2 separate regions of the Homo sapiens genome follow, and region 2 is linked to region 1. The links are chromatin loops, found by intact Hi-C in ENCODE. Cell type or tissue: endothelial cell of umbilical vein. All regions are shown on one strand. Links, peaks and the distances in the headings refer to the core of each region. The heading gives the core; the rest is flanking DNA. Region 1 overlaps RPTOR (regulatory associated protein of MTOR complex 1). Region 2 overlaps RPTOR (regulatory associated protein of MTOR complex 1).

Evidence for each region. Hi-C counts contacts between places; a loop is a spot of excess contacts. Peaks named below come from ENCODE experiments on the same cell type or tissue, not always from the same donor. Only the 100,000 strongest peaks of a DNase experiment are listed, where the experiment ranks them.
Region 2: a loop joins it to region 1, with 23 times the contacts of the local background. A loop is called at or near these places in 9 of 110 quality-filtered maps.

What each region holds. Positions count from the first base shown.
Region 1 is chr17:80,566,023-80,582,494 of GRCh38, reverse strand. All of the region lies in intron 1 of RPTOR (regulatory associated protein of MTOR complex 1), which reads right to left. It overlaps LOC105371922 (a long non-coding RNA gene), which reads left to right. Exons shown (of 5, transcript XR_007065932.1): 2 at 2,528-2,691; 3 at 16,311-16,414. Among named protein-coding and RNA genes, the nearest start is that of RPTOR, 29 kb to the right of the region's middle. RefSeq lists an enhancer at 6,852-7,146. In endothelial cell of umbilical vein, for the core only: a CTCF peak has its summit at 7,007 (motif pointing right); a DNase peak (open chromatin) is centred at 6,974.
Region 2 is chr17:80,894,352-80,910,823 of GRCh38, reverse strand. RPTOR (regulatory associated protein of MTOR complex 1) reads right to left here. Exons shown (of 34, transcript NM_020761.3): 21 at 1,895-2,013. Among named protein-coding and RNA genes, the nearest start is that of CHMP6, 89 kb to the left of the region's middle. RefSeq lists enhancers at 1-82, 203-432. In endothelial cell of umbilical vein, for the core only: a CTCF peak has its summit at 11,297; a DNase peak (open chromatin) is centred at 9,303; H3K27ac peaks cover 850 bases.

The DNA of each region.
Region 1 (16,472 bases), core at 3,792-11,791:
AGATGCACACATGTATGTGCGATCAGAGAGGGCCGTGCAGCTCAGGGAAGCAGGATCTGCGTCCACACAGTCCAATTGTTCAGGGAACAGAAAAGAAGTGGTTCCAACCTGCTGGGTCTGCACTCAGGGACTTGGCAACAGTGCTCCTTTTATTCACATCAATCACAGTACACACGCATTCTTACCCCACCTTACAGGAAACTGATGTTCTGAGTGTTTAAAGGTTCAACCCATCTAAGTCCACAAGCCAGGAATCAGCTGAGCTGTCCTCTGAATCCAGGTCCACCTAGTAACCACGCTTCCACCACAAGCATCTTTCCAGCAACATAGAAATCCCGTGACATCCTGAGAGGGGTCATTTAGTTCCTCCTGGAATGTTCAATGAGTGAGATGAGGCTGTTTGTCCCATGGCAGTGTCCACTTGCAGCTGGCCCTCAGAAGCCATGGCCAGAGCTCTCCCTCTCTAGTGCCCAGGGCAGCACTTCTCAGCCTGGAAAGGAGTATCCAAGTTCCTCCAGAGCCTTCTCTCTCCTTCAACATCCCCAGCCCTCTGCAACTCTCCCTAAGGGGAGCTGCTTCCAGGTTTCTCAGGGTCCTAGATCACTCCCCTTGGCCACCATTTCTCAGGTGTGCTCTGTGAATGCAGCTCAAAATAGAAGGTCCAGAAGAAAATCAGATGCTCCATGAGCAGTCTCCACTGCAGAGAATAACAGGGATCCACAGGCCCGATGTGCAGTATCCACTGCAGAGAATAGCAGGCATGCACTGGCCCAATGTGCAGTCTCCACTGCAGAGAATAACAGGCATGCACTGGCCCGATGTGCAGTCTCCACTGCAGAGAATAGCAGGCATGCACTGGCCCGATGTGCGGTCTCCACTGCAGAGAATAGCAGGCATGCACTGGCCCGATGTGCGGTCTCCACTGCAGAGAATAGCAGGCATGCACTGGCCCGATGTGCGGTATCCACTGCAGAGAATAGCAGGCATGCACTGGCCTGATGTGCGGTCTCCACTGCAGAGAATAGCAGGCATGCACTGGCCCGATGTGCAGTCTCCACTGCAGAGAATAACAGGGATCCACAGGCCCAAAAATGGACAATGATTAAGGCCACCACATACACAGCGGCTTTCACAGGAATGGCTAAATGTTTACCTGCATTTACGCAATTGATGGGACAAATAAAGGGGGAAGGAAGGAAGGAAGAAAGAAAGCAAGGGAGGAAGGGAGCAAGGGAGAGAAAGGGAAGACTAAATGCAGGACTTTCAAAGTATCTCTGTTATATTTTACCACAATCTGCCAGCATGTCATCCTTTCAAGATTGGAGTAAATCACGAGTCTTTCATCTACATTAGTACCTGTCCTTCCCAGCTTTATATCATCAGCACTCAGTAATCACGCCTTCCAAATCTGTATCCAACACACTGACGAAAATGATGAATAGGAAAGGTTCAATCACAGAGCCCCAAGCCACACTTCCAAGGGGACCTTCCTCTAGGTTGGAAGAGGAACAAAACAATTCTCAGGATGTGGGTGGCCACAGATTCACCTAGTATGAAAGGCCACACAGGCTAGGCATGGTGGCTCATGCCTGCAACCCCAGCACTTTAGGAGGCTGAGATGGGAGGATCACTTTAGCTCAGAAGTTTGAGACCAGCCTAGGCAACATAGGGAGACCCCGTATCTACAAAAAATAAAAATAAAAAATTAGCCGGGTATGGTGGCATGCACCTGTGGTCCCAGCTACTCGGGAGGCTGAGGTGGGAAGATTGCTGGAGCTGAGGAGTTCGAGGCTACAGCGAACTGTGATTATGCCACTGCACTCCACCCCAGGCAACGGAGTGGGACCCTGTCTCCAAAACAAAACACAAAAAACCCCACACGGGTCACTCTTCACTGTTTTACTTACAAGTGGACGAAGGGCATAAACAATTAAACATAATGAAACTGACCCATAAACATATGTAAAAATACTCAACTACACTAATAATCGAAAAGTATAATTAAAACAATGAAACGGTCAAGCGTCTACTTAATTGCAAAGGTATTTTCAAATGGCAATGCCCAGGGCTGGCAGCCGAGCCAGGAAAAAGCCTCCCTCAGACCCCACGAGCGGGCACATAAAATGGGACAAACTTCCCAAACAGCAATTTTGCAAAACGTGCCAATTCCCCTAAAGGTTATTTATTATTTATCCAGTTATTTCTATCACTTCCAGAAACCATACTGAGAAAATAACCAGAAATCTGAACAAAGATTTATACACTGTCTCATCATAACATGAGTTATAATATTAAAAAATCAGAAGCAACCTAAATGTCTAATAGCACAAAAGTGGTTAAATTATTGGTAATTCCCAATAATGAAATATATGCATGTATTTCCAAAGAGTCTCCTGAAAAAGGAGATGAGATCAGGAAACATGCCTGACCGTGAGGAAGCCATGATTGCACATAGTATTTGGCCCTTTCTTTTCTAAGTAGTTGTAAGTCAATTATTTTAAAATTCTAGTTCTCTTTCTAAATACAGAAGCAAAGCAGCCCATGATAGATGCCGTGCTGAGGCTCCTCTCCCTAGGCAGCACTGCATCAGGAATAATCCCACACTCAGCATCCTTGGAATGAGAAGTATAAAGAGGAGGAGAAGTTCATCTCAGAACTTCAAAAAGACCTGCGCTGAAATCCTCGACTCTAGTAAGTGACACTTAACTACCCCACATGCAGATTTTTAAGAACATGGCTTACAAAAAAGGTTGAACTTTTTCATTTACATGGATCCCAGACCCCTCGGAAATATCTTAATTTACTCTCTTAGTTTAAAAGAATAGTCCTTGGGCAAGGCCAGCAGGCTCACAGTGATGTGGACATAAGGCTCCCGCCTCTGGGAGAGAGAAAAGACTAGATCCTCTTCCTTGCCTCCAGCCATCGTGACGTGGGCTTCTCTGGGCTTCAGTCAGGTGTGAAGTGTTGTTGTGGCAAAAACCTCTTGCCATAAAGATCAGGAAGGGCCGGGCATGGTGGCTCACGCCTATGATCCCAGCACTTTGGGAGGCTGAGGCAGGCGGATCACCTGAGGTCGGGAGTTCGAAACCAGCCTGACCAACATGGAGAAACCCTGCCTCTACTAAAAATACAAAATTAGCCAGAGTGGTGGTGCATGCCTGTAATCCCAGCTACTCAGGGGGCTGAGGCAGAAGAATCGCTTGAACCCGGGAGGCGGAGGTTGCGGTGAGCCGAGATCGCACCATTGCACTCCAGCCTGGGCAACAAGAGCGAAACTCCATCTCAAAATAAATAAATAAATAAATAAACAAATAAATAAATAAAAGATCAGGAAGGGATCCACAAAGTCCTTGAGGCCCTAACTCGGGCAAAGCACAGGAGGCTCAGATCCCATATGTAAATAATAACCCCGAGTACCTGTGCAGAGTACCAATGCAGAGTACCTGTGTAAGGTAGTTATAAGTTGCAAGGGGACAAAGCAAGTAAGGAGAGTTGCAAGGGGACAAAACAAAACCTTAAAATTACTGCTACCACATGAAGTTCAAACCTGTCCAGCACCCTCCAGGGAGGCTGGCAGGCGAGGAGGGAGGATGGTTCCCTTCCCAGCTGCCGGCCGCCCCCATGCCCTCCTGCTTCCTTCTGCTCCCAGGCCCCTGCACTGTGCACTTAGCAGCGGTGCCAGCAAGCGCCAGGCTGTGTCCCTACCTCAGTGGCCCAAGCCCCAGCTCACTGGGTCCCTTCTCTAGCCATCTAGATTTAAGTAACTCCAGCCTCTTCTATTTGTTCCCCCAGCCCTAGCAGCAGCACCTGCCTCCTGTAGTTACCGTCTCAGTCAAGGTTTCCTTTTGGCCCTTTCAGCCCCTCGAAAGCCTGTAAAACCAGTTCCCCACCTAAATCCGCTTGGTTGAGATACCTGGTGTGTTTTCTGTCTTCTTTACTGGATCTTGGTGGATACACCTTCTAATGCTTCAACTCAAAGAGAAAAGACACACATAAATCAGAAGCAACAGAGCCCACGGAAAGCAGCCACGTCTGTCCTGTTGTTTGGCCATGTTGGGAAGCTGGACAGCTTGTGTTGATCAGAAATCACGACTGCAAGATACCCTGTGTTCCCTCAGCTGACACGCCACTTTGGAGACAGTCAGGCCTGAGTTCAGGGGACCTTCTGCAAATTACTTCACCTCTCAAGCCTTCAATTTCCTCCCTTGAAACTCAGGACCAAAGCAGTGCCAACATCGCAATGACTGTTGACATCTGGAGTGAAATGTACCACCCCCCCAACCACTCACTCATGAAAGATCCTTTACTCCACACTAAACAACCCAGCTCCCTGACTTAAGTTCCTCAGATGACGGTTTGCATCCCTTCACTATCTCAGCCACGCACCTTGAATAAATTCCAATGTAACGTGCAATCTTTTTAAAGAGGGCGCTTCTTTAGAGACAGCTCATGAGCAGAGAGGCTATCTCCGCCCTCAGTCTGGATGCTGCACTCTGTGAACACAGCCAGGGTCTGACGCATTTGACTGCGCCGCACATCACAGCGTCAGGCCATATTTTGCCTTCAATCAGCTAAAATAACCTAAACATGTTTGCATAAGCCTAAGAAGTGTTCAAACTGACACTGCTTCATTAAGCGTAGGTCTTCCAGATTACAAAGAAAGCCCATTCTGCATCTTGGCTATTCACCCTCTCCCTCCAGGAAGGCTGCAGGTCCAAGGCCCTTCGAAGAGAATGGCACTGGAGATGGGCATGAAGCCCAGCTCCAGAGCTGGACTGCAGCTTCCACACAGTTTGACACCCTGGCCATGACACCCTGCTGCTACCTCTTTATCTATTGCTTGATGAAAAGTATAGACTGTACACTTATCCAATTCTTCAGTGACTTCCGTGGAAAGGACTGTAAATAAGCTGGAGAGTCAGGCGCAATGGCTCACGCCTCTAATGCCAGCATTTTGGGAGGCCGAGGCAGGGGGACTGCTTGAGCCCAGCAGTTCAAGACAAGCCTGGGCCACATAGGAAGACCCTAGCTCTATAAAAAAAATGTAAAACTTGCCAGGTGTGGTGGCATGCACCTGTAGGTCCCAGCTGTCCTCAAAGTCTAAAAGAAAACATCACTCTAGAATTCCATCCCTAGGAAAAATACCTTTCAAGAATGACAACTGAGGCCGGGTGTGGTGGCTCATGCCTATAATCACAGCACTTTGGGAGGCCAGTTCAGATGGATTGCCTGAGGTCAGGAGTTCAAGATTAGCCTGACCAACACGGTGAAACCCATCTCTACTAAAAATACAAAATTAGCCAGACATGGTGGTGCATGCCTGTAATTTCAGCTACTTGGGAGGATGAGGCTGGAGAATCATTTGAACCTGGGAGGCAGAGGTTGCAGCGAGCTGAGATCGTGCCACTGCACTCCAGCCTGGGCAAAAAGAGCGAAGCTTCATCTCAAAAAAAAAAAAAAAGAATTATGACTGAATAAAGACATTTTCAGAGGCCAGGCATGGGAGCTCACGCCTGTAATCCCAGCATTTTGGGAGGCCAAGGTATGTGGATCGCCTGAGCCCATGAGTTCGAGACAAGCCTGGGCCACAGGGCAAAACCCCGTCTCTACAAAAAATACAAAAATTAGCTGGGTGTGGTGGTACACACCTGCTGTCCCAGCTACACAACAGTCTGAGTTGGGAGGATGGCTTGAACCCAGGAGGTGGAGGTTGCAGTGAGCCAAGGTCATGCCACTTTACTCTAGCCTGGATAACAGAGCGAGACCCTGTCTCAAAAAAACAAAAACACACAAACAAAAAAGATATTTTCAGACTAACGAAGTGAATGTGGCATCAGTAGACCGTCATGAGAAAAGAATTCTGAAGTCTTTCAGTCAAAGTAGGTGGCCCCATAGGAAAGTTCTGAGACGCTAAAGGAAAGGAGAGCGAAGAGTCAAAAGCATGTGCATCAGCCTGAAAGAACAATGACTGCCGAAAACAAGGATGGTAACTTGGGATGTTAAAAATAAAATACTGTACACAGCAATACTCACATACAAGAAACAAACGGATTAAATAATTTCCTAAGTCTTGGGTTGTCTAAGAAAAGAATAAAGGTCATGACGGACGTTGTACTTTTTTCAGTATTCCTACTGTAATTTCTAAGAAACCATTACAAGAGAAAAACAGTGCACTGCTTCAAAAATAGTAAAAGGGAAGAAATTAAATATTTTCAATCTATAAAAAGGCATTTAAAAAAACATTACAGGAAGGACAAATAGAAAGCACAAAAGAGATGGCAGATTTAGGCCCCAATGGCTGTAAGTAGACTAAGTGCTCCAACTGAAAGACAAAAATCATCAGACTGATCTGTTTTAATCCAACTACAAGCTGTTTATAGGAGACATATGAAAAATACAAGGCTACAGAAGTGTTGACTTATATAAAAGGACAAATAAACAAGACTGACACTAACCAAGAGAAAACTGGTGTAACTATCCTGAGACAAAACAGACTGTAAGGCAAAAAGTTTTATTAGGGATAAAGAGTCACTTTACAACAATATAGACTCCAATTTACCAGGAAGATACAACAGTTTTACAACAATATGGCCTCAAAATATAAATGAAGCACAAATGGGCAGAGAATTCTATCTAAATATGTCTAATAAGGAGAATAGACATATTTACAATGATGGTGAGAAGTGTTAATACACCTCTCTGTTACTGATAGAAACAGTCAAAAAAATCAGTAAAGTGTAAATGATTTGTACACCACAAATAAAATATTTGACTTAATGGACACGTATAAAAGGTGGCACCAACAGCTGTAGACACGCATCGTGTTCAAGTACACAGGGAACATTTACAAAAACTGACCACGCACGGGCCTATAAGGGACAGAGCAGCTGAAATTCCAAGCGTGTGCATGCATGTATGCACACGTGTGCACACAGCGGTGCAACCTACACCATCCACAACACGAGGGGGCGCCATTCGCACATGGCAACGGTGTGGATGGCTCCCCCTACAGACGTGCGGTGCACCTGCTACTGCCCTGCTGACAGACGTCTACTGATCAAAATGCAATTAAGAAATCAAAAATAAATCCTAGAAAAAGTCTTCTATGTTTAAAAATTACAACACTTTTAAATAATAAATTGATCAAGTCAAAATAAAATTTAGAGAATAATTTGAACTGAACAAAAATACTGTATATCCAGCCAGGCATGGTGGCTCATGCCTATAATCCCAGCACTTTGGGAGGCCAAGGCGGAAGGAGCCAGGATTCAAGACCAGCCTGGGTAACACAGGGAGACCTCGTCTCTGAAATACATAAATATATTTTTAAAAACTACTACTTGTTGAATGCCATTAAGCATTTACATTTCTAAATGCTAAGTGCATACACTAGAAAAGACAAATGGCTGAAAACTAATAAGGTAAGTACTCATCTCAAGAATCTCCCCCTCAAGAATGGCGGAAAAGGTAATAAAACAAACCCAAGGAAAGTAGAAAAAAGGAAATAATAAGATATAAAATAAACTAGGGGGCCAGGCATGGTGGCTCACATCCGTAATCCCAGCACTTTGGGAGGCCAGGGCAGGAGGATCACTCGAGGCCAAGGAGTTCAAGATGAGCCTAAGAAACATAAGAAGACCCTGTCTCTACAAAAAAAAAAAAAAAAATTAAATAAGCTGGGCTTGGTGGCACACATCTGTAGTCCCAGCTACTTGGGAGGCTAAGCGGGGAAGACCGCTTGAGCTCAGGAGTTCAAAGCTGCAGTGAGCCATGATCGCACCACTGCACTCCAGCCTGGGTGACAAAGCAAGATCTTGTCTCAAAAAAACAACAACAAAAAAGAGTGGACGCACAAATCTCAATGTCAGGAATAAAAAGGAAACATTACTACAGTCCCATTGACTTTAAAAAGATCACAAGAGGATGTTACAAACAACTTTATGCCTATAAATTTGAAACCTAGATGAAATAGACAAAGTCTTCTTAAAATGTAACTTGCCAAAACTGACTCAAAAAGAAAAAAAAAACCGGCCGGGCGCGGTGGCTCACGCCTGTAATCCCAGCACTTTGGGAGGCTGAGGCGGGTGGATCATGAGGTCAGGAGATCGAGACCATCCTGGCTAACAAGGTGAAACCCCGTCTCTACTAAAAAAATACAAAAAATTAGCCGGGCGCGGTGGCGGGCGCCTGTAGTCCCAGCTACTCGGGAGGCTGAGGCAGGAGAATGGCGTGAACCCGGGAAGCGGAGCTTGCAGTGAGCCGAGATTGCGCCACTGCAGTCCGCAGTCCGGCCTGGGCGACAGAGCGAGACTCCGTCTCAAAAAAAAAAAAAAAAAGAAAAAAGAAAAAAAAAACCATCTTAAAAGCTTAAATCAGAACTTTAAAAATTTTTTTACAAACAACACTTTCGGATTACATGACCTTATGGGCAAGTTCTACCAGGCATTTGTGGGACAAGTTATTCCCAACCTGGACACGAACTCTCGGGAACTCAAGAATTGACATGAAGCCCAAAACTTCCCCCGACCCAGGCATGTGGGCAGACAGCTGTAGGGCTGACTCTTGCAGCCCTGCTGCCCTGGAAATGCACCAGTTAAGATAAATGGGGAAGGCCAGTGCTAGGAGCTGGTTCTCCATCTGGGTTCCCATGAGCCTTCTGATCTGTGGGATGTCCTGGAGTAGAGGGGTGTAAGGTGGCCTCATGATTAGAATGACACTCAAGACCAGCATGAAACCACGGCTGGCTCCTCTGCATCCACACCCCTTACATAACTGCATCCGATCCCCAGCAGCCTTACACACTCTTCAGGATCAAGGGGGCAGGAAGCTGTGTGCATGGCTGCCAGGGCTCCTGATGACATGGAGATATCATGAATGCTGCATATAAAGCAATATAAAAAATAATTTTTACTCTTATATACCTACCAAATAACAGGCTAAAAACTTAAATTTTTTAAAGTTGCCTCTTAGGACAGCATCAAAATAATATCAAGTACTTAAAAGAATTCCAACAAAAGATGGGCAACACCTCTACAGGGAAAAGCATATAACTTAATTCAGGGAAATTAAAGAAGACCTATCTAAATAAGAGATATGCCATGTGTGTGGACCAGAAGTCTCAATTCTGAAAAGATATCAAATCTGTCCAAATTGATGTATAGGCTCAGTGCAATCCCAATCAAATACCCCCCAAATTTTCTTTCTTTGAACTCGTCAAGCTAATTGTTAAACCTATATGAAGAACAAAAGAACAAGAATAGCCAAGACATTCTCAAGAAAAACAAGTGCTTCCTTCACACATTTTTTATAAAGCCCTAGTAATTAAAGCAGACAGAGTGGTGCTAGGGCTGACCAATGACACCAGCAGATCAATGGGATAAACAGCAAGTCCCAAACAGACCTACTTGGCCTACGACAGAGCACTGCAACTGAGGAAGAAGGATGAGCTTTTCACAAAAATCTACTAAGACAACTAGATATCCACATGGGAAACTAGATCCCCACCTTAAACCATACACAAAGTTTATACAAAACTTAAACAGGAAAGAAAAAGCATAAAGCCTTAACAGATAATACAGATTAACTTCATGCCATCAAGGGAGAAAGAGAGTTCCTAAATAAGATGCAAAAAAAGCACCAACCTTTAAAGGAACAGACTGATTATCAGACCATATTAAAATGGAGAATGTCAAAAGACCCCATAAGGAACATGAAAAAACAAGCCTCCGAGTGGAAAGATTTTGAGATTTGTTTTTGGTTTTGGTTTTTTAGAGAGAGGGTCTCACTCTGTCACCCAGGCTGGAGTGTGCTGGTGCGATCTCGACTCACTGCAGCCTGGAACTGCTGGGATCAAGCCATCCTCCTGCCTCAGCCTCCCAAGTAGCTGAGACTGCAGGTGTGCACCACCATGCCCGGCTACTTTTTTTGTTTGTTTGTTTTTGAGAGATGGGGTTTCACTATGTTGCCCAGGCTGGGAGGTATTTATAATACATATTCAAAATATATAAAAGCTCCTAAAATCAGTAAGAAAAACACAACTCAACAGAAAACTGGGCAAAAGACTTGAACAGGCATTTTTTTAAAAAAAAGAAGAAAATATATAATTATCTTATATCCTATGCCTGCTTAGGTGTACCAGAATATATAAGAATGCTCATTTGTCCCAGGAGTTCGAGACCAGCCTGGGAAACATGGCAAAACCCCATCTCTACAAAAAAATACAAAGAAAAATTAGCCAGGCATGATGGCACCTGCCTGTAGTCCTGGCTACTTGGGAGGCTGAGGTGGGAAGATCACCTGACCGTGGGAGGTCAAGGCTGCAGTGAGCCGTGATGGTGCCACTGCACTCCCACCTGGGTGACAGAGTGAGACGCAGTCTCTAAAATAAATATGTAATGCTAATTTCAACATTGTTCAGCAGTAGAATGGATAAGTAAATTGTGATGTACACATGAAATGAGATATTACATAGAAGTAAACAACATATATTCAAGCACCTGATTTTTTTGTTTAAAAGAATTTAAAATAGTTACTCTATCCCTACAGCATACCTAAATGTTTTTCTCAACCACCTGATTCTTATCAATACGATACTGAGAAAAGAAGCAACACACGAAAACGCAAGTACAACTTTTAGAGACGCACAGGTAGGAAAACCATTAAGAAAAGTGAAGAGGCTGGGCATAGTGGCTCATGCCTATAATCCCAGCACTTTGGGAGGCCAAGGCAGGCAGATTGCTTGAGCTCAGGAGTTTGAGAGGAGCCTGGACAACACGGTGAAGCCCTGTCTCTACAAAAAATGCAAAAATTAGCTTGGTGTGGTGGTGTGCACCTGCAGTCTCAGTTACCCGGGAAGCTGAGGTGAGAGGATCAATTGAGCCCAGGAGGTCGAGGCTGCAGTGAGCTATGATCACACCACCGCACTCCAGTCTGGGAGACAGAATGAGACCCGATCTCAAAAGAAAAGTGAAGAGATAATTATTGCCAACAAAAGGAAGAAAAGTATTTGCCTCTTTAAGAAAAGGAGTAACTGGGATCAAGGTGCAACACATAAAGAAGTCCTAGGGTACTGAAATATTCTATATCTTGACTGGGCTGGGGGCACACAGATGTTTTTATAAATACTGATGGAATTGTAAATAGATGTTTTCTGTATTCTTTACTTCCTAATTTCAAAAAAGAAAGAAATCAAATCAGACTAGAAAGGACCTTCTTAAACAAAATAGCTAAATGAAAAGAACAATTAGACCATTTTCTATAGGACATGAACAATGATTAACACTGAAAGAGGATTTCTGTATAATTAACTAAACCTTTAAGGTAGCCAGCCAAATCCCGCACTCTGGCACTACATGACTGAGTGCCCAATTTAGATCTGTAACACCAAAACAGGGGAGGATTTTATCCTTAAATCCTCTTACGTGTTTAACAATTATTTCAGTTTCAACCTCTGACCTACCTGGCGTTATAAAGCCCAAGTGAAATGCAAATGTTTCTATCAGAGAAAGGAGAAACTCTAAATCTAGCCTTGCAAATTAGTTGTCTAGGGATCATGAAAGCTGAACTCTTCCAAACTTTAATCTGTACTATTAATGTGATACACCAATGTAATCTTAAATATTAATGCTGTGTGTAAGTTGGAAAGTGAAACTCCACTGGGGGGGATAATTAGGTTCAGTGAAAGAACAACTCATTAATACATAACAACTTATTCACTGTAAAGAATCAACCATCAGGCCCAGCATGGTAGCTCACGCCTGTAATCCCAGCACTTTGGGAGGCCGAGGCAGGCAGATCACTTGAGGTCAGGAGTTTGAGACCAGCCTGGCCAACATGGTAAAACCCCATCTCTACTAAAAATACAAAAATTAGCCAGGCATGGTGGTGGATACCCGTAGTCCCAGATGTTCCGGAGGCTGAGGCAGGAGAATCGCTTAAACCCAGGAGGCGGAGGTTGCAGTGAGCCGAGACTGCACCATTGCACTCCAGCCTGGGTGACAGAGTGAGACTCTGTCTCAAAAAGATAAAAAATAAAAATAAAAAAATCAACCATCAGCTACTCTAACCTACTTAATAAAAGGTGATCCCGTCACGCATCATTCATCTATCTGGCACTTTCTTTCATTTGCCCCTTCTATATCATACTTGGGGGGACTACCACTTCCAGGAAAAGATGGACTAAGTAGGAACAGCCTAGCCCTCCCACCATACACAACTAGAAAACTGAACACAATACATAAAACACTTCTTCAGGCATTGAACAACGAGTCATACAGGAACGTGGTCCCTGAGCGGGAAGACAAATGAGGTGTGCCCCGTGACACAGGAGCTTTCTGCATGGAGACAGGGGCCCATGCAGACCGTGACAGTCACTGAGCTGAGGAGAGAGAGGTCTGAGTTCATGATGGCCACAGCAGCCAGAATGAGAGCGGCAGAGTAACAAGGAGGAGACAGCCACACGGAGGAGGCAGAAACGGAGCTGGGCTCCTTGAGTCCCTGCCTGAAGGCAAGGCAGGGCGTGCTGCTGGTGAGACTCCAGGAGGCCAGGCAAAGAGCAGCCACAGGGGCAGGAGAAGCGGAGCAGGGTGAGAAACATTCAAGCTCCAACGAGGAAGAATTAAGGGACCTCATGAAGCACCCACGACCCTCACGGAGACTCAGAAAGGCCACAACGTTAGGCACAGGGCTAAACTAGACCAAAAGTAAAGGCTTCTCTAGACTAGGGGTCACCAAATTTCCTGCTGTAAAGGGGCAGATAATAAATACTTTAGGCTTTGTGGGACATATAGATTTTGCCTCAACTTCTCAACTTTACCACTGTCACATGAAATCAACATAGACCATCCACAAACAATGGGACTGTGTTCCAGAAGACTTTATTTATAAAAACAAGCAAGGGGCCATAGTTTTCCAATCCTGACCTAGACCTGCTTTTATTTATTTATTCATTCATTCATTCATTCATTTTTTTGAGACAGAGTCTCGCTCTGTTGCCCAGGCTGGAGTACAATGGCACAACCTCGGCTCACAGCAACCTCCACCTCCCGGGTTCAAGCGATTCTCCTGCCTCAGCCTCCCAAAGTGCTGGGATTACAAGCGTGAGCCACCACGCCCGGCCTAGACCTGTTTTTAAAAGACAGCAAACAAGCCCTATAAGAAGGCAGCTGATCTACAAGTAAACTAACTTCCTGCCAGAACAAAACTCAACACTGTTTAAATGCAGAAAACAAAACGCAGATGCTCAACAACGTAACACTCCCTATGTCCAGCATCCAATCAGAAATTACTAGAGGTAAGAAAAAGCAGGAAAGCCTGATCCACAACCACAAGAAAGTCAGTCCATCTAGACCCAAAAATGAGAGTGACGAGGAAATAACAGATAAGATTTTTAAAACAATATTACAAATTTGTTCAAGGATTTAAAAGAGAGCATGAATACGAAGAAAGAAATCCAAATGGAACTTTTAAAGAAAAAAAATAGCATCTGAAATTTTGAAATACATCGGATGAGTTGGCTTAAGAGCATGGTAGGGCTGGGCATTGCAGCTCACACCTGTAATCCTGACACCATGGGAGGTCACTTCAGCCCAGGAGTTCAAGACCAGCCTGGGCAACATAGTGAGATCCTCCTGTCTCTGTAACAATAAAATAAAGAGCATGTTAGATACTATAGAAGAATAGATGAGAGAACGCGAAGACATTGCAACAGAAACAATTCAACTGAATCACAGAGGAAAAAAAGATGGAGGGAATGGGGATCCTCAGTGGGACAATATCTAGCATCTAAAATAAATGTAAATAGAGCTCTGGAAGATTGAGGAGGAACAAGGGGAGAGATAGGAAAACTGGAAAAATAATGGCAGTACATTTTCCAAAATTTTGGTGAAAAGTATAATCCTACAGATCCAAGAATGTCAACAAACCATAAGCAGGCTAATCACAAAGAAAACTACACCAAGGTACATTGTAATCAAACTGCTAAATTCCAATGACAAAAACATCTTTAAAGTAGCTGGAGGAGAAAAAGAATATTACATACTAGAGAACAAAAGTAAGACCAACAGCAGACTTCAGGAACAAGACAAGCCTGAGACAACAGAACATCCTTAAAGTGCTAGGAGCATAAAGGTGAAATAAGGACAACCTCAGACAAACAAAAGCTGAGAAAACATGTGACCAAAATACCAGTACTATAAGCAAAGTTAAAGTTCTTCAGACTGAAGGAAAATATACCAGATTCAAGCTCAGAGCTATAAAAGGAATGAAGCCTAGAAACAGAAATATGTGGGCTGGGTGCAGTGGCTCATTCCTGTAATCCTAACACTTTGGGAGGCTGAGGCAGGCAGACTGCTTGAGGCCAGGAGTTCGAGACCAGCCTGGTCAACATGGCAAGATCCCATCTCTACTAAAAACACAAAAAAATTAGCTGGGCATAGTAGCGCATGCCTGTAGTCCCATCTTCTTGGGAGGCTGAGGCACGAAAATTGCTTGAACCCGGGAGGCAGATGTTGCAGTGAGCCAAGATCACACCACTGCACTCCAGACGAAGCAACAGAGTGAGACTCTGTCTCAGAATAAAAAAAAAGAAAAAATAAATAGAAATATGTGGGTTAATATAAGAGATATTCTTATTTTAAAATTTATTTCTAAGATAATGGACTTTTATTTATTTATTTATTTATTTATTTATTTTATTTATTTTTTGATACAGAGTCTCACTCTGTCACCCAGGCTGGAGGGCAGTGGCGCGATCTCGGCTCGCTGCAACCTCCGCCTCCCGGGTTCAAGCAATTCTCCTGCCTTGGCCTTCCAAGTAGCTGGGATTATAGGCGCCCGCCACCATGCCCGGCTAATTTTTTTTGTATTTTTAGTAGAGACAGGGTTCACCATGTTGACCAGGCTGGTCTTGAACTCCTGACCTCGTGATCTGCCTGCCTCGGCCTCCCAAAGTGCTGGGATTACAGGCGTGAGCCACCGCGCCCGGCCAGACCTTTTTTAAGTAATAACAATGTACTGTGGGGTTTAAAATGTGTGGAAATAAAATGTATGACATTGATAGCAAAAGGACGGGGGAGAGCAGTACACCCTTCTTCTATAAGGTTCTTATATTACATGTGAAGTGGCATAATATCATTTGAAGGTACACTGTGATAACTTAAAGATGTAATATTGAAAATCTTAGAACCACCACCAAAAAAAAAAATAAAATAAAACAAAAAGGTATAGGTTGGGCATGGTGGCTCACACCTGTAATCCCAGTACTTTGAGAGGCTGAGGCAGGTGGATCACTTGAGGTCAGGAGTTCAAGACCAGCCTGGCCAACGTGATGAAACCCTGTCTGTACTAAAAATACTAAAATTAGCCAGATGTGGTGGCATGCATCTGTAATCCCAGCTACTCGAGAGGCTGAGGCATGAGAATCGCTTGAGCCTGGGAGACAGAGGTTGCAGTGAGCCGAGATCATGCCATTGGACTCCAGCCTGGGTGATGGAGTGAGACTCTGTCTCAAAAAAAAAAAGAGGTACAGCTAATAAGCTAATAGAGAACATATCATAAGGGTAATATTTTGTTGTTGCTGTTTAAACTAACACTAAAATAATCATGCAGAAGTTTTTTAAATTAAGTACAGGAAAATATACATTCTTTTTTTTTTTTTTTTTTTTTTTTTTTTTGAGACGGAGTCTCGCTCTGTCGCCCACGCTGGAGTGCAGTGGCGCGGTCTTGGCTCACTGCAAGCTCCGCCTCCCGGGTTCACGCCATTCTCCTGCCTCAGCCTCCCAAGTAGCTGGGACTACAGGTGCCTGCCACCTCACTGGGCTAATTTTTTTTTTGTATTTTTAGTAGAGGAGGGGTTTCACCGTATTAGCCAGGATGATCTCGATCTCCTGACCTCATGATCCGCCTGCCTCGGCCTCCCTAAGAGCTGGGATTACAGGCGTGAGCCACCGCACCCAGCCAGGAAAATATACATTCTTATAATTCTACCTACCCCTACCTCCCATACCTGTGTATAAGTGTATACCTTCCATAAATTTTTTATATAATTATTTTATTTATGTGTACATATACCTTTTTAAAAACACAAATAGGTTCATACCATAAAATCTGTTCTGTGCCTTGTTTTGCATTGTTTTTACTTAGTAACATCTGGGAAACCTCTCCATAACAGCACACACAGAGTTACCGCGCTATCTCTATTTGCTGCACAGAAGCTGACCACGGCATGAGACAGGCACCAAACATTGGGCTCTTAAACTACAGTCAAGCAGTCCCAGGGAATTTCTCAATATTATCCTGCTTAATCCCTACAGCTGCGCTATGCAGGAGGAGTCTTAGACCCACTTGATTGATGAAAACACTCAGACTCAGACCAGGAGCAGACAGGTAGAGAGCCGTGGAACCAGCTTGGAGAAAGGTCAGTGGGACTCCAAATCCCATTCTCTTAGATAAAAACTATGTTGCCTCTTCAATTC
Region 2 (16,472 bases), core at 7,518-15,517, 320 kb before region 1:
TGCAGACGGTAAGGTGATTTCCATCTAAGATATAACTAGACCAACAGAAAATAACTTAGTTGAAGGAACCGAAAGCCACAGAAGTATAATATCAGCAAAAGGAGCTGAGGAGCTGCAGGAACCCTGGCTCGATGGCCGGCCAGGACCCAGAAGGCCACAGCAAATGAGAGGGGGAGACTCGATAGCTCATTTGGAAAAAGCGATGGACTAGGATGGGAAGCCGTGGCTCCTCGACCCTGCAGACCCTGGCACTGAGTGATACCCGAGGCAACGCCATAGCCGTGACGAGGTCAGATGAAGACGTAGAACACCACAGAGGCTGCAAGAGTGTGGCCTTTCCCTGCATTCTTCCTGCAACATTTCTGTAAGCTTTTGAAGTTTTATCAAAAAGTTACCAAAAAATTTTTAAGTGCTATAATGAGTGACTTCTAATTCCACATAAATCATCCAACTTCCATAAGCAACTAGAAAACCAGGACAAATACCGTAAACAATTGTTTTTGGACACTGGGTGCTGGGTGTCACGGGCTTGTGATCCCTGAGAGAACGGAAATAAACAGCTGCCCTGTGTCCGGCTTGCAGGTAGTTTCAGGCAGTCCCAGGCCACAGTGCAGAGACGGGGAGCCCAGCACTTTCAGGGAACAGGAGACAGAGACTGGGGCTCCAGGGAGGCTGAGGTGGTGACAATTTGCAGGACAGAGCACTGGAGAGGGGAAAGCTTCCAAGGTCTGCAGGAGAGGCCCCTGGGGTCTTTGACTAAGTATTCATCTGCTCAAGGGTAGAGTGACAACCCATGAGGCAGAGAAAAAACAGCGGGAAGGCGGTAGGCCAAATGCCCAGAGCTCACAAAAGGGACTGAGAAGAGTTTACAGTCCCCAAAGAGAAAGGACTAAAATCAATGACCTCTGCTTCTACCTTAAGAAACTAGGATGAGAAGAGCAAATTAAACTCAAAGTAAGCAGAAGAAAGCAAGCTTTATTGATGAAAGCTCAATCAATCAAATGGAAAATGGACAAACAACAGAGAAAAACCAATGAAACCAAAAACTGATTCTTTGAAAAGTTCCCTTGAGCTAGAATGGCCATGAATAAGAAACCATTAACTAGAAGGGTTTTGAATGAGTCAAAAATTACTGCTATCAGAAAGGGAAGAAAAGTCTGGGTGTGGTGGCTCATGCCTGTAATCCCAGCACTTCAGGAGGCCAAGGCAGGAGGATCACTTGAACTGAGGAGTTAGAGACCAGCTTGGGCGACACACTGAGACTCTGTCTCTACAAAAAATTTAAAAATTAGCCGGGTGTGGTGGTGTGCACCTGTAGTCCCAGCTACTTCCAAGGCTGAGGTGGGAGGATTGCTTGAGCCCAGGAGTTGGAGGCTACAGTGAGCCGTGATCAGGTCACTGCATTCTAGTCTGGACAGAGTGAGACTGTCTTACAAAAACAAAAAACAGGTGCAGTGGCTCACGCTTGTAATCCCAGCACTTTGGGAGGCTGAGGCAGGAGGATCCCTTGAGCCCAGGAGTTCAAGACCAGCCTGGGCAACACAGGGAGACCCCATCTCTTATAAATAATTAAGTAAAGAAAGAAAAAAAAAATGGAAGAAGGGCCAGCACTGTAGCTCACCCAGACACCAGAGGATCCTGAAAGATAATGTCAGTCCTCCCCTAATTGCCTTGACAGGCATCAGTAAATCCAGCACCCTCTGCCCACGTGGGAGCTGCACAGACACAGTTTGGGGTGTACTGTGTACATCTCCAGATTTAAGATATTTGCTGAAGCTCGTTTTGTTACTTTCTAAACTGTGGTGTGGACCCGGGCACACCTGGAGTTCCTGGCATGCATACTCGTAACCGAGAACCAGCAGCTGGAGCGCGGTGGGGAGCGCCCGGCACGTACCTTGTAGGCGATGCTGTTGAGTACTTTCATGGCCACGTCCGAGACCTCTGGATAGGGGTCAGCAGCCAGGTGCAGCAGGACTCTCCAAATCTGAGTGTAAACACTGTTAAAGGAAACTCCTGAGAGAGAGAAATGGAAGATGTTTTAGTGGAAAGTAGCTGCCAATGAGGCTCCTAAGGCGGCTGCATTTTCTGAAACCCTAACCCTGGTATCAGAAGTGTTGCTTTAAAGAGCCGAGGTTACAGGAAGCCCCCATTTTGTTATTCTGGCAACGGGTCCCGAGATTCAAGAATCCTAGCTGATCACTAGGCTTGATCACATGGATTCATCTACTGAGGCCAAATCTTTCTAAAAGGAAAACTGCGTTGGAAAGGGTGTAACTTTCCTTGAAATGCCTCAGCGGATCGGAGGGCATGACCACACTCCCGGAGGAGCGTCTGATGTCACATCCTAGATTTCTAGGAGCTGCCGCAGCCCATGGGTAGTGGTGCATGTGGCATGGACGTCTGCACTGCACCAAGTTCAGCACGTGCTGCTGTGCACTGTGACCCAGGGAGTGCTTCCTGCCCACCTCCACGTGCTTCCTGTCCACCTCCAGGCACTGGCCCTGCTCTGAGATGCTAGGACTTCACGAAAGGTTGATGTGCTGTGACTTTTGTCCCTAAGCCTCTCCCGACTCACCCAACACTCAATGCAAGGTTCTGTGCTGCATACTCGGATACAAAGACAGACAAGGCAGGACCCAGCAGGGACTCAGACTCATTTATAAATAACACTGGTGAGTCGTGGGCATGGAGGGAAGCGCTGAGGCTTCGTCGGTGAGGATTCGTCGGTGCGGCTGCTCGGTCCTATTTAATTCCCCAGCAATCCTACAGGCAGGTGTTACCCCCAGCGTCGCCAAGGAAGGTGAGGCCCAGAGGATGAAGGATGTGAACGCACACCCATCAAACCTTTGAGCCATGCTACGTCCACGACAGCGTGCGGCCTCAGGGAGATGCAGGAAGGAGCGAGAGTGACTCCTTCTGTCAGCAGTGGGCTAGGAAGTGAAGGCCAGGAAGGCCTGGTGGAAGAGGCACGAAGGAGCTGGGCTTTGAAGGGAAGGAGGATCATTCTCTGGGCAAAGGAGGGGTGGAGCGAGAGGGGGTAGCACAAACAAGATCTAAGACATTGAACAATAAAACACGGAGGTGATGGGGACGCGGAGCCTTGGGGGATACCTGACGGAAGCCTGCAGGAGCCAATCAGAGATTGTGGGGTGGAGGCTGTGAGCACTTGGAAACCAGAAGGGGGGGCAGGCACGGGCTATGTGGGCTCCTGGCACAGTCAGCATTGGCTGAGGCCAGGGAGGAGGCTGATGGAGCAGGCATTGCCGAACTGTTGTCCACGCCACGCTGGACCCAGAGAGGCCGAGAAGGGAAGCAGCAATCCTGGTAGAGGCTGCATGTCCAGCAAGGGCTGGGCCGAGGACCAGAGGCGCTGAGCGTGGAGGGCAGAGCGGGGCCAGGCGCTGCCTCCCCTGCCTGCGGGCACCAGGAGTGCCAGTTTACTGCCAGGCTTCAACCCAGAGGCGGAGGCAGACAGGGCCCTGCCCTCAGTGCTGGGAGCTGAAAAGGGATCCAGCCACACAGAACTCCATCTTCTTTATTTTTGGGGAAGCTAGACAATTTGCTGAGAAGCAAGTGCTTGTTCACTAAATAGAGATTCAAAGGGTTTCGAGTGAGGTGTGATTCCAGTCCACCTGATTGTTGGTGAAAGAGCTGAAGCATCGAAAGCCAGTGGAGGGCCTCGTGTCACTGCAGGAACACAGCTGCGCACGTGGAGTGGGTTTTGCACGACACAGTCAAGTCCACGGAGATGGAGGCGGGTGCGAAAGTCAATGTGTGCGTGGGTTCTGCAGATGCCTGAGGCCACTGGCTCACCTCCACCTATGGTCTCCGCTAAGCGAGCCCAAGACGGGCTCTACTTCAGCTCCAGATATGGCGGGCCAGTGTCTACCCCTGCTGTGCGCGCCCCCACCGTGAGTGCAGAGGTCAGGGAAGCCCCATGCCCGTGGCTCCTGAAGAGGCCCCCATGAGGAATGCGTGTTGCAGTGAGTGATTGTCTCCAGGACTGAGCCGTGTGGAATTGAGCTCAGCTGCCATCTAGGAGGTCACGCTGCCATCTAGGAGGTCACGCTGCCATCTAGGAGGTCACGCTCTGCTGCTGTGCTGCCTGTGCTGGCGTGAATCATGAGAGGCTGGGACCTTTTCTGGGAGCTGACATGTCTCACCTCACAGGGCGAGTTTACAGCCTTCAACCAAAGGAAGCATTCTTCCCAGGGACACGTCCCCTGCGGGTCTTGCCCATACACATGTGTGCCTGGCCGGCGGTCCCTGTGCTTGAGCCTTGTGCCCAGGAGGAGGCAGTGGGAACGTCTTGGGAGCCTAGGGCCCAAGCACACCTGGACTTCAGCGCCACGGTGCCACGCAGATGCACCTTCTGCTCAACCGTGGTCCTGCACCGCGTGTACTGGGACAGAACCGAAGCCTTCCAGCTCTCAGATTGCACAGCTCTGCGATAGCCGTGTAGATCCACAAGCAAGTCTCGGAAATGTAAAATCGGTCCAGACTGTAGGAACATCCCTAGAGTCTCCTCTACCCCAGCGGAGCCGGCTCCTAGGAACTGCTCCGTGCAACACAAGGACATCGGCGATGGCTGCGTCCTCATTTTTTTTTTTTAGAGTGGGTGGGTGGGCTAGGAGATTTGGCTTTGAATTCCCTCCCGCGACAGGCCCTGGTGAGGAGGAGATGCGGCCTCACTGGCGAAGTTCGCTACCGCCTAGCTCCACGACACTCTCTAACATGGGTGACAGGATGGCCCCGTAAGATGCCCGTTGATGACTGCCCACCTGAGACCCACTCCCCTTGATTATTCTGGGGTCCTGGGCTCCCCACAGCTGAGTGAGGCATTGAAGCAGCTCCCCACGAGGCTCGACTGCCCCGTGAAGGGGCTGTGAGGGGCAGCTGGCCTTATATGAGAACCCTCCTCACAAGACCCGGGGGTGAGGACCAGGCCACTGTGAAGAATAGGGCACTGGGCAAGCCCGGAACCCAGGGCAGGCACGGCAGGAGGCCCCCCACTCCCGGCGGCCCTGGCAGACTGCGAGGAGGGTGCAGGCTGGTGGCTGCTCAAGCCTCACCCACAATGTGGGGGCCACAGACGCGGACACCCGGGGTCTAGGTCAGGGCTCCACAGGACACTCCAGGTAAGGACCCTGGCAATGTGCAGGGCGGGGTGGGGGTGTGTGTGAGATGTATTAGCTGCTACTTTCATCTAACTTTTTTTTTTTTTTTTTGAGACAGAGTCTCGCTCTGTCGCCCAGGCTGGAGTGCAGCAGCGCGATCCCGGCTCACTGCAAGCTCTGCCTCCTGGGTTCATGCCATTCTCCTGCCTTAGCCTCCTGAGGAGCTGGGACTACAGGTGCCCACCACCACGCCCAGCTAATTTTTTTTTTTTTTTTTGTATTTTTAGTAGAGACGGGTTTCACCGTGTTAGGCAGGATGGTCTTGATCTCCTGACCTCGTGATCCACCTGCCTTGGCCTCCCAAAGTGCTGGGATTACCGGCATGCGCCACTGCGCCTGGCCACTTTCATCTAATTTTTAAAAACAGATTTTTATTACAGTTGGCCCTCTACATCCATGGATTCAACCAACCGCAGATCGAAAATATTTGAAAACAAAACAAAAAGTAATACACATAAAAAAAAAAACAAGAGAGCATAACCACTGTTGACACACTGTGCTGGGTTTGGCATTATAAGGAAACTAGAGAAGATGCAAGCACGATGGGGGATGTGTGTGGGGGATGCACAGCTGTCACGCCTTTCCTAGCAGGACTGAGCGTCGTGGGCCCTGGGCCCTTGAGTCCCCCACGCGTACCGAGGGCCAACGCTATTGTTGTCGACCTTCGTGCAGACTTCCACTTATATCAAAGTCGAAATACTGTTTGCGACTCAACAGGGGAAAAAAAAATCTAATTTTTGCCAGTCTTTTTAGTGACAGTGGATTTTATAACTATGTACTAGTAAAAAGTATGACGCTGTGATCACGGAACTGCTGTCTTTATTTCACGTCTTTCCCTGGTTTGGCCACAATCTTCTCTCAGGCTCCGTTGTATGAACTGTCCTGTTGTAAAATCTGCCAGTCCCCAAAACAGACCGCAGAGAACTTCCCATCGGATTCGAGTCCACCAGGAAGGAGGTGGGGCTGCCTGGGTCCTGCCCGGCAGGGAGTCAGGGACCGGGGATGTTGAGCTTAGAAAGGGCCCCTGCTGGCACTCACAGAACTCCCTGTAAGCACGGAGAACCTATTTTCATGTCTAGACTAAAAGTAATAAAAGATCATAATGAATGGTTTTAGAAGTTATTGTTCAGAGCCCAATGGCCACAGCTTTCCAAATAGCATACACGGCGGGGAAATTTACTCAGAGCTCTGGCTGACTCTGAATCCCAGAAGCTCCCCGGCTGTCGGAGCAGTTCAGAGAAGACAGAGTCTTCCTGCAGGTGACAGCTGCCAGCCGCCACCCCAAGGCTGAGGGGTTGGCAGAGCGGGTTACGCCCTCTGATGTGCTCACCCAGTCTGTGATGGCCAAGACCCTCTGCCATCCTGGGGAACCAGTGCCCCAGGCCGAGGGCTTCCGCAGCGGCCCCTTTCCTGTGACCCCTCCTGACCCCTCAGGGGCTGCACCCACAACTCGGTGTGGCTGTTACGAGAATCACGCTGACCAGCCGCTCCGCCCTCCCTCCTCCTGGGCCGGCCGGAGCCGTGGGCCCTGCAGCTGCCCACAGGGAAGACGCAGCACCTCCCGGGCCGGGTGGGCGGTGCGTCTGCATCGTTTTCTCAGCATATTCAGTACCCCTACGAGACAAACATCATAATGGCCTTTAGTTAAGGACTTTTGTCCTAAAAACATAATCCTGTAGCATTGGAAAACTGTTGTTCATTTTCTCACCACCGTCTTCTGACAAGAGTAACTCCAGTTTCTGGGTTGTGAAGCCTTTTCCTTCCAAACCTACACAGTTCCTTTGGCAAAAACCCTGCCTAGCTTTTCTTTTGGTTGAGCGAGCACCAGGCTTTTTTTCTGCAAAGGCAGAAACCAATACCTTCTCTGCCCTGAAACCCAGACCTCGAGGCCTGGCCGGAACTCACTACTGGGGGTCTCTGGAGCTGCACGCGGGGCTTGTAAGGACTCTTTCAGCTTCTCGATGCCTTGGAAAAAAGGAAGGAAACTGTAGTTCTAGGTACCCAAGAAGGTGAGGTGGGAGGATTGCTTGAGCCCAAGAGTTCGAGGCCAGCCTGGGCAACACAGCGAAACCCCGTCTTTAAGAAACATTAAAAAATAAACCAAGGGAGAAGCAGTTGCTATGGCCCGTCCTGTGAACACCAATGATGCCGCAGTGCAGCCGGCCGCAATGTGTGCGGCTGAGAGGCCTGGGCAGGCCTGGGGTGCAGGGGCCGCCACTGTTCTGTGGCCTCCCAGGAGCCGGGCAGTGCCCCAGTTTCTGGGCTCGGGTCTCCGGGCTCCTCTTTCCTCCAAAGGCAGTAGTTCTGGCTCCCAGATTCGGAACGAAGTAGAGGGGTCAGGACTTGACACCAGCTCTCCCGCAGAATCCCGTGTTCAGGTGTGGAGAGCACAGGCGGCCTGCGGGGCTTCTGGCTCTGCCGCTGGCCAGGGCCCCCAGCTCCTCCTCTGGGTGAGCAGGGCGCTTGCCACAGCTGCACCAGGGCCGGCTCCAGGCTCCGCAGGGCTGTGTTCCTTTCTCGCCCTCCCCTCCCTTGCATTAGTCCATCCTGGATCCATTTCTATGGTAACTCATTTTCAAAACCGTAAAAAATGTCACCGTATCTAGCAGAGTCGTGAAAACTGGTCCCATCTAGCCCAGGCCTCTGATCTGCGTTCCTGCCAGCGCTCTCGGGATGAGGCTGTTTCTGCGGGAAGAGCCTTCTCAGGCCACCAGAGTCCCGAGCAGAATTAACTCCCGCCTCGCCTCTCAGCACGGGTGTGCTTGGACTCTGGCCGAGACGCAGGGTTTCGGGAGGGAAGGCGGGTGGAGCACACAGCAGCGTGGTCCCCCATGGGACTGCACTCTAGCTGGGAGCTGGGGCTGGACGGATGAGCGTGGGAGTGACATGGTGTGGGGCCACATGCATGGGTGTCTGGGGGTGAGGAGGGCACCTCAGGCTGGGTCCCGGGACATGTGGACACAGGCCACAGACCGTCTCCAGCCATCCTTCCATCCTGAGCAGCTCCACGGCCACTTGTGGCCGTCAGGAACACAGATAAGTGCAGAGGGCAGACGCATGGGCTGGGGGCCGGGACAGGTGAGGCCTGTGTCCACACATCCATGCGTTAGCAAGAAACAACTTTATAGGACTGTGGTGGTAAAAATGGCGACATCATGCTTTGATGTACTGGGTCAGGCACCTACATGGGGATCCTGGCGGTGGGCCAGGCAACCTCCCGGCAAGACCACCTGGCTCTGAGCTGCACGGATGGCAGAGGGGCCGGGCCAGGGGCCAGCCAGGGGTGCTGCGGGCAGGTGCAGTGGAGCGGCTGCTGCTGAGACGGGGGGCAGGAGGCTGAAGGAAGGCCTTGAATGTCAGACAATGGTTTGGCCTCTACAGAAAATGCGGTTTTAACGAAGGCTTCACCTGGAGGGTGGTGAGGAGCTGGTGTGAAAGAGGGCCTGCCCAGTTGTGGTCTGCAGAGAGCAAGACCCAGGGCAACGAGGCCTGGTGGGATGGGGGCACTGGAAATAGGAGGGATTGAGGTAGGGGATTCTTGTGGATGTCAGGCCAGACGAAGGGCTGAGTGAGAAACAAGCAGGATGGAGACATCAAAGAAGATTCTAGAACCTGACACAGTGCTGAGACCTGGGTTCCCATTTAGTTTCACAAACATTTATCCTGCCCCACCAGGGCCAGGCACTGCTGGGGGAACCTGGGCTCCATCAGCGATCAAAGGAAGCCAAGTACCAGCCAAGGGGCTTCATTGCCACGGGGAAGAAAGGAAACACGTGACTGAGGGTGTAAGAATGCAAGTGCTCTGGGGAAGGCAGAGCAGGGAGGGCGCTGGGGGCGGGGCTTCTGGGGGGCCAGGAAAGATGGGGAGGCGCTGGGGCAGGGCTTCTGGGGCACCAGGAAAGATGGGGAGACATGGACTCTCCAGGTTGCCATGGTTCTGAAAGCCTCTGCAATCTTCACTGAAAGGACTAAAGAGATTGCTGTTCTTTGGCTGAAATGAAAGAAGAAATTGGCTGGAAACAGGGAAGTGCTGTGCACAATGGGATTCTGTGTAAGTTATGACTTCTAAACACTTAGGTAAGCACGGTGGTTTCCAGGTGGTGTGAGTGACACCTCACTGAATATGAATGAGGCTGGCTTTGCAGGGGCGACTTTGTTTTCTTTCCTTCCTAAACTCCAGCTCATTGTGAAACTCTTTCCTGTCAAATTTCCTAAGATTTGAATGATATACGAATAAAACTCAGTTTTCTCCAGTAAAAAAAAAAAAGTCAGGAATCACATTGTATAAGAAGGATGGTGGAATGGGGAGTCCAGCTCCTTCGAGAAGACAGAAAAGAAAGAACCGGCAGAGGAGAAAACTCATGGAGGCCAAGCCCCTGTGTCCGGGCCCCAGGCTGCTGTGTGCTTCCCGTCTGGGTGGCCCTCAAATGAAACTGCGATTCTTCGCCCTGTACTCCACCGAGACCAGTACCGAGGATAACAACGGCATTCACTCATCACAGACAAGAGCTAAGTTTCACACAGGAGTTGGGCGGGGCCTCCGCAGTCCCTCTTGCCTGTGGACAGCACCCAGGGCCTCAGGCATGGCACGCGCACAGCAAACAGCAGCCTCAGCAAGTTCAGCCACCTGGAAACTCCACAGCTGTGAACTTTCTGTAGCCTTCGCCAGCAGAAGGGGAGATGCCCATGTGGTATCCAAATGCCCAGGGGGAAAGGGAGGTGCTGTGGGCGTGGGGACCTGCAGACGGAAGCTCTCAATGGTGCCATGGTGACCCAGCGCCACACTGCCTGGCTTGAGCTTCCTGGATCAACAAAAGGTGCGGTTCTGCACACTTGCAGGCCAGGTGCAACTTTTTATTTTGATTCTTACTTGATGGCCAGATACGTGTGAGTGGAGGGACGAGAGTGAACCGAGAACCCCATGGAGCATGGGCCAGGTAGGGTGGCGGGGCCACCAGGCCCTTGGCAGACGGTCACCAGGTGAGCACCGAGGGGTGATGCTGCTGTCGCTTCCTGTGAAAGAAGAAGGCCAGTCGAGCACAGTGGCTCATGCCTGTAATCCCAGCACTTTGGGAGGCTGAGGCGCGCAGATCACCCGAGGTTGGAAGTTCGAGACCAGCCTGACCAACTTGGAGAAACTTTGTCTCTACTAAAAGTACAAAATTAGCCAGGTGTGGTGGCATGCGCCTGTAATCCCAGCTACTTGGGAGGCTGAGGCAGGAGAATTGCTTGAACCCGGGAGGCAGTGAGCAGAGATCGCGCCATTAAACCCTAGCTGGAGTGACAAGAGGAAAACTCCATCTCAGAAAAAAAAGGAAGGCCACAGTGAGCACACGGCCCCAGGAGGGCCACAGTGGAAGCAGGGAGACCCGGGAGAGAGCTGCGACCACCAGGCCAGAGCTGCTGGCTCAGGTGGCTGCGAGGCGGGGAGGAGACGGCCACAGATGCCCGGCTGAGAGAAGGATGTGTTGGGGCACAAAGAGGAGTCCCCGACTCCTGGCCAGGAGTCAACCTGAGTAAACGCCGGTCCCCTTGGCTGCAGAGGGAGGACGCCCACTTCTGCAGGGAGGGGTGGGAGATGCCCAGAGCCGATGGTACTGGCTTCGACACAGGTGGCATTGGGTTTGCCTGTTCTGTACTTTTGTGCCCCAGCATGCACAGTGGGGGCACTGTCAAAATATCTGTCCAATCCGTGGGAGAATCCCAAGCCCTCTGACTCACAGGAGTATCCTTGGAGGCCAGGGTGCGGGCAGGGTGTGCCCTACTGTCAGGCTCTCTGAGCTGAACTCAGCCTTGTTTTTCTATGGCCTGTGTATGGTTCTTATACTTTTTAAGTGGTTGAAAAAAAAATCAAAGGAACAATATTTTGTGATGTGAAGTTACGCAAAATTCAAACTTCAGTCCACACGGTTACATAGCAACATGGCCAAGTTCATTCACCTACACGCGGTCTCTGGCTACTTTTGCACCACACTGGCAGTGTTGGGGAAGTGCCAAGGGGCAGTCCCACCTGCAAAGCTCTTTCACAGGAAGAGTTTGCAGACTCCTGCTCTAACCTACACGTGACGGAAGGGAGCTATCACCTTGACCTTGATGAGCGTGAACTGGGGCAGAGGTGGCACTAACCTGCTGGAGGCGCTAGAGAGCTATTCACAGGAGCTGTGGCCGGGGCCAGGGGAAATGTGTAATCAAAACAGAATACTATGAATTTACATTTTCTAGTACTTAAAAAAAAATTTTTAAATACCTTTTTTCATTGTAGATTTATAAGTAGAATTTCTGCAGACAGGTTTTAAAAGACTCTTGCAGGCTAGCCTGGAAACCTAACCACTATATGTAACATTAATTCTATTTAAAAAGTGTATTCCAGTTCAAAACAAACATCTTACAAGTGACGTTAGAATATATTTCATTGGTGACTTGGCAATACCTTGATTTATACTCGAATATACGGAGTCAACTCTGCGCTTTCTGGGCACTTGGCATATTTTAGTGGACAGCCAAATGCACAAAGCTGCAACGTTATTTCTCAATGAAAATTAACAAGTTGGCGTGTCTGGGCTAAGCTGGCGTGTCTGGGTTGTTGTGTAGTGAACCTTTCAGTTCTCCATACCCTGGAGGGCATGGTGCAAGCTCTGGACTCGTTCTATCCAGAGGTGCTCAAGGCAGCAGCTGGCCAAGGCTGGGAGCACACCCACAGGGTTGCCCGGTGGGAACTGCCTTGGCGGATGCCCTGCGTCTGTTTCGGGTCTTTGGGCTCCTGTCATGCGCTGCTGTCATTGTGGCTGGACCGCCATCCCCAGGAACCACAATGGAAGTAGAAAGAAAGCTTGAAGCTGAACACAAGTGAAAAGCCCATCATCAAAACTCACTAGACGGAGACGGCGGGGTGAGCAGGGGCGGGGTGAGCAGGGGTTGGGTGAGCAGGTGCGGGGGGAGCCGGGGCGGGGGGAGTCGGGGCGGCGGGGGGTGGGGGGAGCGGGGGGGGAGCGGGGGCAGGGGTTGGGGGAGCCGGGGCAGGGGTCCCGCAGACCTGAACACACACATTAGGAAGGAAGAAAAACTCAAAGTTAATGAGCTGTTTTTATTTTCTGTTTGAGAACTGTAACAGGACAAGAGAGTGAACCTAGAGAAAACAGTAGAAAGGAAACAAAATAAAGTACTGGAATAGAAAAATAAAGATAAAATAATGCAGTAAATCCACAAAGCCTAAAAGTTAGAACTTGAAGACACTAAAGAAATGAACAAACATCTTAGAGGATTAATCAGGAAAAAGGGGAAAAGGCAAATAAACAACAATAGGAATAAACGGGGACATATCTAAAGAGGCAGCAGATTGGGAATATCAGTAAAAGCAGCTAAAACAATAAAGAGACAGCAGAGATTAGAGACTCATGAGAATACTGCAGACAGCCTCAAGGGAAAGAATGAGAATACTTAGCTGAAATGAATAAAATCCTAGAAGAATAAAACTTTTTGAAGCTAGCTTATGAAGAAATAGAGAATGTAAATAATCCTATCAGCATTAAAGAAATGGAATACAGAATTCAAACCCACCCTCACAACACTACACTAGCCCAGACAGTTCAGGGGCAAATTCTACTCAGACACCGAAAGAACACATCATCTTTGTCTTATAAAAATTGCCCCCGAGGACAGGGAATGACGGCGCACTCCTGAGCCAGTTTTTTTGGACAGGGAATGAGGGTACACTCCTGAGCCAGTTTTGTTTTGTTTTGTTTTGTTTTTGTTTTGAGATGGAGTCTCACTCTATTACCCAGGCTGGAGTGCAGTGGCGTGATCTTGGCTCACTGCAACCTCTGCTGCCCGAATTCAAGCAACTCTCCTGCCTCAGCCTCCCAAGTAGCTGGGATTACAGGCACCTGTCACCATGCCCGGAGGAGCCAGTTTTACTAGGCAGGTACAGACTCAATGTCTAAACCAGCCAGGTCAGGACAAGAAAAGTCACAGCCCAACCCACTCGTGAATGCCAATGGGGAGCGCCCAAAGAAATAGCTGGTGAGCGTAAGGCAGCGATGTCAGGGGACATTACCACGCTGGGTGCCCCCAGAAATGCAAGGATATTTCACAAGAAATTCAATCATGTAATTCCCTACCCTAACAAACAGCCATGCACAGGGTCATTCTGAGATGCAGAAAATACATTCAAAGAAATTAATTCCATTTATCAGGAAAATTCTTAACTAACTAGAATAGAATGGGAATTTGCACTCATAAAAAGAGTGAACCAAAGGGAAGGGAATTTCTATAAACTGATATAGAGCACCCACTCAAAAAATCTACAGCAAATGTCGTATCAAAGGTAAAAGGTTAGAAAGGTTTCGTTTACTCTCAAGAGAGAAACACAGATGTCCACTGCCATTCTTTTTTTTTTTTTTGAGATGGAGTCTTGCTCTGTTGCCAGGCTGGAGTGCAGTGGTGTGATCTCCGCTCACTGCAACCTCCGCCTCCCCGGTTCAAGTGATTCTCCTCCAGTAGCTGGGACTACAGGTGCGCACCACCACACCTGGCTAATTTTTTTATAGTAGAGACAGGGTTTCACCATGTTGGCCGGGATGGTCTTGATCTCCTGACCTCGTGATCCGCCCGTCTCGGCCTCCGCCTCCCAAAGTGCTGGGATTACAGGCGTGAGGGACCGTGCCCAGCCCACTGGCATTCTTTCTTTTTTTGCCAGCAACAGGTTTTAAAAAAGATATTACTTAAAATTACAAAAACTGAAAGGTAACGTCATGCCTGTGACCTTTATGCAGAAAGTTAGACTGTCTTGAAGACATAAAGAAGACTTAAGTAAATGGAAAGATACACCCTGTTCAGGAGCAGGAAGACTCATGATGCAAGGAAGTCAGTCATCCCAGGGAAATCCACCAATTCAGCGCCATTCAAACAACACCCCAGTGAGGCTGCTGTCGACACAGAAAGCCTGACTGTGAAATGTATACAGCAGAGCAAAGGGCTAAGAGCGGCCAAGACAGTTCTGAGAAACGAACTGAGGAGCGGGCTCAAAGGTGCTGCCCCCGCAGCTGTGGTGTGACGGCGCGGCCGTGTGGGGTGTCGGCGCGGCTGTGTGGGGTGTCGGCGCGGCCGTGGGGTGCCGGGGTGGCTATGCGGGGTGTCGGTGCGGCCGTGGGGTGTGTCGGTGCGGCCGTGGGATGTGTCGGTGCGGCCGTGTGGGGTGTCGGCATGGCCGTGGGGTGTTGGCGAGGCCGTGTGGGGTGTTGCTGCGGCCGTGGGGTGTCAGCGAGGCCGCGTGGGGTGTCGGGGCGGCTGTGTGGGGTGTCGGCGCGGCCGTGGATGGGATGGGTGCTGCTAAGAATGGAGCCCCCACTCAGACCCTAAGGACTGATGGCCAGGGAGACGCTGAGAAGCACTGGCGGGAGGACGGGCTGTCTGATGAAGGGTCTGGGGTGGCATAAAGAAAAAATACAACCTGGATCCCCACCTCACCACAGAGACAAAATGTGGTTCAGGATATACTTAAGACATGAACACAAAAAAGGAAAATTTTAAATCTTGGAAGAAAATGTAGGAGAATATGTTTAGGACATTGAGAATAGGAAAAACAAGACACAAAAGGCCCAAGTTATAAAGAAAAAGAGAAACTAAAAGATTAAGCTTGTGTGGCACCAAAGGCATCATAAAAAGTCATAGATTAGATGCATTTTCGATGGATATATTCAGCCAGGAATCAGCACCCAGAACTGTGATGAATGCTGATTACAAACTACTCAGAGAAAGATAAACGACACAAGGCGAGTCTGTAAGGCTGCAAGGCTGTAACCTCACTGCAATCAAGGCAGATGCAAATTCATGCCACAAGGAGACACCAGGTGTGTCTATCAGACAGACAAAGGCTGGCCAAGACCGGCGTGGTAGAGAGTGGCGAGATGGGGGCGCCTGCGCTTTAGAACAGAGGATCCCGTGGAAGGCCTGGGGCGACATCTACAAAAGCTGAAGGTGCAGGCACCGTTCACGCAGCAGCTTCACTCTGAGGCAAGGTGGCGAGAGGCACTCACGTGTATCCACGCTGAAGAACACGCACCACACACGTGCCCGTTTATGTGTATTGAGCACCTACTGCGTACCAGGCACTGGGTGTGGACAGGGTGGGAGGAGACAGTGGTTAACAAGGCTGGGTTCCTGCACGTGCGGCTCTCAAGCTCCAGGGGAGAGAGATGGGCCGGGCCAATGAACAAGTTACACGTACAGCACGTCTGCAGTCCACAGTCCTCAGGAGAAAAATAAAGCAGGAAAAGGGAGCAGGGTCAGAGGGCAGCTGGGGAAGCCTGATTCCAGGTGGGGCGTGGGGCTGGGGAGGCTTCTGGGAAGGTGCTGCCAGATGGGGGCTCTGAATGAGAGGGGAGCGGCCACCATATGCCGGAGAAGAGCTTCCCCACCGATGCCCAGGCTGGGGGCCGGGTAGGCTGGGGCCCAGCAGAGCTGGGTGCAGCGAGTGAGGGTGTGTTGGATGTGGGGCTCCATGGTGGCAGGGGCTGAATTCTGAGTTTGCTTATTAAGAAAAGGAACAAAAGGCAAGAAGAAACTAGAACCGGCCTCACTGTCCCCAGACAGGAGAATGGATAATGGAGTCACGGCAGATCGCGGAGGTGAAGGAACAAAACCTAGATGACCATCAAAGATACATATTGAAGTCAGAGCCAAAGAAACGGGCTTTGCGGGCCACGCATCGTGCGACGGCGCCAATAGGAGGTAAAGGCCTCTAAGTGGGCACCACGTGTGTGCCAGGGCTCATGGCCAGGGAGGGAAAGTGTAATGTCACCAGAGGGAATGGGACCGGGGTAGGGTCTGGGGCTCGACCTCTGTAATTCCTTAAGCTGGGAACACAACACACACACACACACACGCAGCGCTCTTATATAAGTCTCTGTAAATTTTTACATGGCTAAAATGCTCCTTAACATGAAAAAAATTCAAATGAAGCCGGTAAGCCACTCTGGATAGTCAGAACAAGAGGAGATGAGGCTCATTTGGTTAAGCCCTAAATCTGTTACCAGCAGTGTGAAGATGAACATAGCTACACAATAAGAAAACACGGTGAATTCCTGCTTCTCCTGTTTTACAACAGCAATCCTGGTGGTAGGACCCAGGCACACACCATTCATGGCAGAACAAGAGAAGAATCTGACCCTTCCGTCAGATTTCCATTTCCAGGCAGTGCTGCGTCAAGCTGCTGGGATGGAGGGAAAGTTGTGTGGAGATTCCGCAGGTGAGCAGGGCGGGGATGACAGCCCCCAGCCCGACCGCAGGGCCCTCCGC